Linked DNA regions of Homo sapiens: region 1 is linked to region 2. Evidence: read pairs that join two places in POLR2A ChIA-PET (ENCODE). Cell type or tissue: endothelial cell of umbilical vein. All regions are shown on one strand.

What was found. ChIA-PET counts read pairs that join two places held together with the same protein. Peaks named below come from ENCODE experiments on the same cell type or tissue, not always from the same donor. Only the 100,000 strongest peaks of a DNase experiment are listed, where the experiment ranks them.
Region 1: POLR2A ChIA-PET joins it to region 2 with 5 read pairs; 2 of 35 experiments call an interaction of 5 or more read pairs at or near these places.

The regions. Positions count from the first base shown.
Region 1 is chr14:22,687,293-22,691,292 of GRCh38, reverse strand. No RefSeq gene overlaps it. Among named protein-coding and RNA genes, the nearest start is that of OR6J1, 45 kb to the right of the region's middle. In endothelial cell of umbilical vein, no CTCF peak of the experiment used is centred here; a DNase peak (open chromatin) is centred at 1,892; H3K27ac peaks cover 2,785 bases.
Region 2 is chr14:22,737,260-22,741,259 of GRCh38, reverse strand. All of the region lies in intron 1 of OXA1L-DT (OXA1L divergent transcript), which reads left to right. Among named protein-coding and RNA genes, the nearest start is that of OXA1L-DT, 27 kb to the left of the region's middle. RefSeq lists an enhancer at 3,833-4,000. In endothelial cell of umbilical vein, no CTCF peak of the experiment used is centred here; DNase peaks (open chromatin) are centred at 1,069 and 1,599; H3K27ac peaks cover 2,652 bases.

The DNA of each region.
Region 1 (4,000 bases), 50 kb after region 2:
ATAGATTGAAATGTTAACCATGATTTTGTTTTGATAAGCCACTGTGTGGAAAACCATGATTTTTTATGAGTATTTCTTATTCCTCTCAATTTGGGTAGGTAGACTGGGAAAGAAATGATGCAGAAGGAAGAGTAAAGCTTTTCTGAAGTTTAAGACTCATGGAGTGGAAAAAAGCTGATGGGTCAGAACATGCCTTTTTACTTCCTCAGATTCTGCACACTAGGGAGAAAGAGGAGACTTGAAAGAGAAGAAAGGACAGTTCAGAGCTAATGGGGCTCCAGAAAGGGGCATAGTGCTTTGCCTTTCCTAATTCCTGGCCAAGTCTGAAAGGGGAAATGATAGAACCACACATAGAGTTGTGGGTCTGAGAACAGAAAAAACTTGTGATTTGCTTTCTGGAAAGGGCCTTCAGGCAATGGCAATACCACAGAGGAGAAGAGGCTACATAAAGTTTCTAGGCAGGTGGGATTTTCAAGAGCATCAAGGAGTTTTCTGCAGCTCAGAGGTGCAGAAATAGAGTAATGAGGTATAGAGTGCCTGAGAGAGGTAAAGAAGTAGCAGGGAGAGCTGCCCAAGCTTCAAGGACCTCACTGAGAAGAATGAGGAGTGATGCACCAGCCACCTGTGTGGACTGACAACCTGGGACAGGGTGGGAGAATGCCAGAGGATAGATGGGCAAAGGACTGGCCATTTCCTAGTCCCTTCCCATCCTCCTCAGAACTTCAGCACAACTCTGAAGAAAAGTGTACTTGTGGGAGAACCCAGAATTGCCTGAGATTTAATTTCTGCCATCAGGCTAATGAGGCACCTAGGGAAATTAAGCTGAGTTTTTAAAATATCCAGAAAGTTAAATTTGTTGCACACGTGAGTCTCTGAACCCAGATGTGTATTTGCTTTACCTGGCATCAGGCAGTGTTATAACTCAATAAATTTATGTAAAATGTAAAAAGGAGTATCAAATTTCCCTAAATAAACTTTGCAATATAAACATAATTTATGTTATTAATTCTTTGTCAATAAAAATGTGGCAACATTCTGCTGCTCTGAGAGCTAGTGTCTCTTGGTCAATTACTTGATACAGTGGAAAAGACTTTGACCTTACAGTCAGATAAATATGGATGTATACACTGGCTCTGCAATCTGCTGGCTGGGTTACCCTTTCTCTCAGAACCTCATTTTACTCACAAAATAGGTGCTTAATATAGTTAGTTTCCTTCCTTTACCTTCTATTTTGTCCCACGATATCTCTGATAGTCTCACCTGTAGAGCTGCCATTACTATTAATATCAAATGGAATTTTTATTGATTATATCAATTAAATAAATTATTATTTTATTATTTTTTCACCATTTTGTTTTAAATTCATGTGTTAGTTATGTGTACTATTCTTTTTTTTTTTTTTGAGACAGGGTCTTGCTCTGTCATGCAGGCTGCAGTGCAGTGGTGTGATCTCAGCACACTGCAGCCTCGACTTGGTGGGCTCAAGTGATCCGCCCACCTCAGTCTCCCAAATAGCTAGGATTACAGGTGCATGCACCCACACCCATCTAATTTTTTTTTTTTTGGAGAGACAGGGTTTTGTCATGTTGCCCAGGCCGGTCTCAAACTCCTGACCTCAAGCAATCTGCTCACCTCAGCTTCTCAAAGTGCTGGGATTACAGGTGGTTATATCTACTATTCCAAAATAATATGTTTATACTACTATTTCTTGATTTATCTACTTTAAGCAATTTGATTTATCTACTTTAAATAACAGGTGAGGAATTTTGCTCACTTACAGTAATACTCTCCACAGGGCTGCTTACATGACTCATGACATGGCAGCTGGCTTCCTTCAGAGCGAGTGATCTGAGAGACAGCAAGTTGGAAGGTGCAATGACTTTTATGACCTAACTTTGAAATGCACACACCATCATATCCTCAATATCCTGTTGCTTATATGAGTCAGCCCCATTCAGTGTGAAAGGGATTACTCAAGGGCATGCATACCAGGCAAGATTGTACCAGAGAACTTATAAAGCTGTTGGTATGGTCTGAATGCATGGTCTGGCTAGTGGTCTATCTATTTGTTGATCTCTTCAAAAAACCAGCTCCTGGATTCATTGATTTTTTTGAAGGGTTTTTTGTGTCTCTCTCTCCTTCAGTTCTGCTGTGATCTTAGTTATTTCTTGTCTTCTGCTAGATTTTGAATTTGTTAGCTGTTGCTTCTCTAGTTCTTTTAACTTTGATGTTAGGGTGTCAATTTTAGATCTTTTCTGCTTTCTTTTGTAGGCATTTAATGCTATAAATTTCCCTCTACACACTGCTTTAAATGTGTCCCAGAGATTCTGGTATGTTGTGTCTTTGTTCTCATTGGTTTCAAAGAACATCTTTATTTCTGCTTTCATTTTGTTATTTACCCAGTAGCCATTCAGGAGCAGGTTGTTCAGTTTCCATGTAGTTGAGTGGTTTTGAGTGAGTTTCTTAATCCTGAGTTCTAATTTGATTGCACTGTGGTCTGAGAGACAGTTTGTTGTGATTTCTGTTCTTTTACATTTGCTGAGGAGTGTTTTACTTCCAATTATGTCATCAGTTTTAGAATAAGTGCAATGAGGTGCTGAGCAGAATGTATATTCTGTTGATTTGGGGTGGAGAGTTCTATAGATGTCTAATAGGTCCGCTTGGTCCAGAGTTGAGTTCTAGTCCTGAATATCCTTGTTAATTTTCTGTCTCGTTAACCTGCCTAATATTGACAGTAGGGTGTTAAAGTCTCCCATTACTATTGTGTGGGAGTCTAAGTCTCTTTGTAGGTCTCTAAGAACTTGCTTTATGAATCTGGGTGCTTCTGTATTGGGTGCATATATATTTAGGATAGTTACCTCTTCTTGCTGCATTGATCCCTTTACCATTATGTAATGCCCTTCTTTGTCTCTTTTGATCTTTGTTGGTTTAAAGTCTGTTTTATCAGAGATTAGGATTGCAACTTGTGCTTTTTTTTGCTTTCCATTTGCTTGGTAAATATTCCTCCATCCCTTTATTTTGAGCCTATGTGTATCTTTGCACATGAGATGGGTCTCCTGAATACAGCACACTAATGGGTCTTGACTCTTTATCCAATTTGCCAGTCTGTGTCTTTTAATTGGCGCATTTAGCCCATTTACGTTTAAGGTTAAAATTGTTGTGTGTGAATTTGATCCTGTCAATATGAGGCTAGCTAGTTGTTTTGCCCATTAGTTGATGCAGTTTCTTCATTGTGCCAATGTTCTTTACAATCTAGTATGTTTTTGCAGTGGCTGGTACCAGTTGCTCCTTTCCACGTTTAGTGCTTCCTTCAGGAGCTCTTGTAAGGCAGGCCTGGTGGTGACAAAATCTCTCAGCATTTGCTTGTCTGTAAAGGATTGTGTTTCTCCTTCGCTTATGAAGCTTAGTTTGGCTGGATATGAAATTCTGGGTTGAAAATTCTTTTCTTTAAGAATGTTGAATATTGGACCCCACTCTCTTCCGACTTGTAGAGTTTCTGCAGAGAGATCTGCTGTTAGTCTGATGGGCTTCCCTTTGTGGATAACCCGACCTTTCTCTCTGGCTGCCCTTAAAATTTTTTCCTTCATTTCAACCTTGGTGAATCTGAGAATTATGTGTCTTGGAGTTGCTCTTCTCAAGGAGTATCTTTGTGGTGTTCTCTGTATTTCCTGAATTTGAATGTTGGCCTGTCTTGCTAGGTTGGGGAAGTTCTCCTGGATAATAATCCTGAAGAGTGTTTTCCAACTTGGTTCCATTCTCCTCATCACTTTCAGGACACCAATCAAACACAGATTTGGTTTTCACATAGTCCTGTATTTCTTGGAGGCTTTGTTCATTCCTTTTTTTCCTTTTTCTCTAATCTTGTCTTCAAGCTTTATTTCATTAAGTCGATCTTCAATCACTGATATCCTTTCTTCTGCTTGATTGATTCAGCTATTGAAACTTGTGTATGCCTCACAAAGTTCTCATGCTGTGTTTTTCAGCTCCATCAGGTCATCTA
Region 2 (4,000 bases):
AGTTACACTTTGGCTCATATCTGTAAATAGGGAACAGCAATGAGCAAATTCAAGAATTAATGTTCGGCCAGGCACGGTGGCTCACGGCTGTAATCCCAGCACTTTGGGAGGCTGAGGCGGGCGGATCACGAGGTCAGGAGATCAAGACTATCCTGGCTAACACGGTGAAACCCCGTCTCTGCTAAAATACAAAAAATTAGCCGGGCGTGGTGGCGGGCACCTGTAGTCCCAGCTACTTGGGAGGCTGAGGCAGGAGAATGGCGTGAACCCGGGAGGCGGAGCTTGCAGTGAGCCAAGATCGCACCACTGCACTCTAGCCTGGGCGACAGAGCGAGACTCCATCTCAAAAAAAAAAAAAAGAATTAATGTTCAATGTATTGATTTGTTTGATATAGTCATTACTAGCAGTCTCTAAAACATAGTTATCTGAATTTCTAACAGTGGGTACAATTGCCCAGGCCTTGTATATCTGGCTGTGTAAGACAGTGGCTAACAGTGAGGATTGTCTCAGACAGTCAAGGTTTGCATCCTGATGACTAAGGATATACTTACCAGATATGTGTCATTAGGCACAACATTTTCCTCACCTGTGAAATCTGTAAGTATCACATCAGGCTGTTTTGAGGTTTAAGTGAGATAACACAAAGTTTTTTTGTTTATGTAGGTCATAGTTTTATTATTACTAATAATATTGGCATTATTTTTCTGAAACAAATATACATCAGATAAAATGAGTAACTTTGTCAATGTCACTAGGACCAATATTTTCATCATAAGTGATTATAGTCTTAGGGAAATTGCCTAAAAGTGAAATGGCTGGGTCAGGAGGTCTGCACATTTTAAGGCTTTTTTTTCCCATTCCTAGACTGCGCTCCTGAGGATCACACTAGCTGTTGGAGAGCATCAGTTTTCTGAATTCTCTACAACATAGTTATTACTATTTTGCCAGTTTTATGTGTTGAGATGAACGTTGTTCTTATTTTAAAAAAACAGGAACTGAGGCTGAAGAAGGCTATGAATGATAGAGTGGACAGCAGTGCATGAGGACAGCTGGGCCAACTCTTCAATATCACACCTTCATTACTCATTCTCACTAGAAGGCCATATTCCTCCCAAGTAAAATGGGTGTCAGTTTACCTAGATTATATGTTAATTTGTTCCTTTTTATGGCTGAGGAGCATTCCATAGTATGGGTCTTCCACCATACGCTTATCTATTCACTAGTTGATGGACATGTGGGCTGTTTCTAGTTTTTGGCTATCATTAATAAAGCTGCATACAAGTCTTTGAGTAGATCTCTATTTTCATTTTCTTTGGGTACACATCTAAAAAGGGATTTGATGGTTTGTATGGTAAGTATATGTTAAACTTTATAAGAGAAGGTTAGAGTATTTTCTAAAGTGATTATATCATTTTGCACTCCCACTAGCAATGTATGAGAGTTCCAGTCACACATAGACTCTGAGATGGAGCAAAGACCCCTCTTGGGGGCCTGCCAGGGATGACCTTCCCCACAAAGCATGGAAATAAAGAAAAATCTTGAATTCCTTCAAGGGAAATTCCAGGCACCTAGCTAGCCTTGAGAAGTAAATGAACAACTTGATAAGCAAGAAGGGAATGGTAGCTTAAAACAATAGCCAAGGAAGTTGAAGTCACAGGATGTTTGGTTTCCTTTAGAAACTGAAGATAACATCTTAACATATATCCCTGAGTTGTTTTTCAGAAACCCAGACCTCCATCAAATGGCTCCTCTGGCACGCAGACCTCAGATAAGGGGGAAACTGAGGAATGAATGCTGGCCACCATTCTTTGTTATAAATTTCTTCCTGAAGGGTGTGGAGGGAGCATGCCCATAAACCAGAGCTAACATTCTTTTCTGCTGATCCTAAATTTTTTACAAAGTTTTCCCTCCTTAACCAATTGCAAATCAGAAAAATCTTTGAATTCACCTGTGGCCTGTGAGCCCCGATTTGAGATGTCCTGTATGGCCTCCATGTATTGATTTATGATTTTTTTTTTTGAGACAGAGTCTCACTCTGTCACCCAGGCTGGAGTGCAGTGGCACAATCTTGGCTCACTGCAACCTCTGCCTCCCTGGTTCAAGTGATTCTCCTGCCTCAGCCTTCCAAATAGCTGGGGATTACAGGCGCCTGCCACCACACCTGGCTAATTTTTGTACTTTTAGTAGAGATGGGGTTTTTTCACGTTGGCCAGGGTGGTCTTGAACTCCTGACCTCAGGTGATCTACCTGCCTCGGCATTCCAAAGTGCTGGGATTACAAGTGTGAGCCACAGCACCTGGCCCAATTTATGATTTTTGCCCATAACCGCTGTTTCCTTGCCTTAAAAAACCATTAACTGTAAGCCACTGGGGAGGTTGGGTCTTAAGTGTGAGCTGCCTGATTCTCCTTGTTGGGTGCCCTGCAAATAAATGCCCTCCTTTCTCCCACTGCAAAAAACTTGGTGTGGATGTTTGACTTTACTGTGCTGGGTGAGCGAACCCAAGTTCAGTTTGATAACTCTTTATAGGATCTCTCACATACATAGACTCTACTTTTCCTACCATTAATGGATTTTGAAAGGGCCTTTTTTTTTTTTTTTTTTTTTTTACCGTGAAACTCCAGAAAAAGTTTTGTAATTGCCCAACAGGTTTCTCCTGCCTACTATACAGACAAAACCAATTCACAGAGACCATGGCGTTGCAGTAAAGAAAGAGTTTAATTAAAACTTGGCTAGGCATGTGGAAAACAGAATTATTACTGAAATCAGCCTCCCTGAGAACTCAGAGGCTAGGGTTTTTGTAGATAATTTGGTGAGCAGGGGCTAAGGAGTGGGTGCTGCTGACTGGTTGGGGATAAAATCATAGGAATGCAGAAAACAATCCTTGTGTGCTGAATCTACCTCTGGGTCAGGGCTGCAGGATCAGTTGAGTCATGAGATAGAATACAAAAGTCTGGAAAACATCTTAAAAGACCAATCTTAGGTCCTAGCATCACTATTACATTGTAATTTTTTTTTTTTTCAGATGGAGTTTCACTCTTGTTGCCCAGGCTGGAGTGCAGTCATGCGATCTCAGCTCACTGCAACCTCCACCTCCCGGGTTCAAGCGATTCCCCTGCCTCAGCCTTCCGAGTAGCTGGGATTACAAGCATGTGCCACCACACCCGGCTAATTTTGTATTTTTAGTAGAGATGGGGTTTCTCCATGTTGGTCAGGCTAGTGTGGAACTCCCAACCTCAGGTGATTTGCCTGCCTTGGCCTCCCAAAGTGCTGGGATTACAGGCGTGAGCCACTGCGCCTGGCCTTTTTTTTTCTTTTGAGACAGAGTCTCACTCTGTTGCCAGGCTGGAGTGCAGTGGCAAGATCTCCGCTCACTGCAACCTCTGCCTCTTGGGTTCAAGCGATTCCCCTGCCTCAGCCTCCAGAGTAGCTGGGACGATAGGCACACACCATCACACCCAGCTAATTTTTGTATTTTTAGTAGAGACGGGGTTTCACCATGTTGGCCAGGATGGTCTCGATCTCTTGACCTCATGATCCTCCCACCTCAGCCTCCCAAAGTGTTGGGATTACAGGCGTGAGCCACCACCTATATTGTCCGGCCTATATTGTATGGTTATGGGGCAGTTGGGGAAATCACAAATATTGTGACCTCTGGCAACATGACTCCTGAGCAGTAAGTGGTTATAGAAACTATGTTTACATCCTTAGCAGAATTCAGGCTCCTCCCATAATCCTAATCTCATGGCCTATCATTCATTTTTAGTCCCTGAGCAAGGAAGGAGGGGGTTAGTGTTAGGTAAGGATTATTATCATTCTTGCCTGCAAGTTAAACTATAAATTGAATTCCTCCCATGGTTAGTTTGGCCACACCCAGGCATGAGTGAGGACAGTCAGCCTGTGAGGCTTAGAAGCAAGATGGAGTCAGTCATGGAGGCAGTCATGGAGGCCTGGAGGCATGATTAGAAGCAGTCATGGAGGCAGTCATGACAGCCATTTCT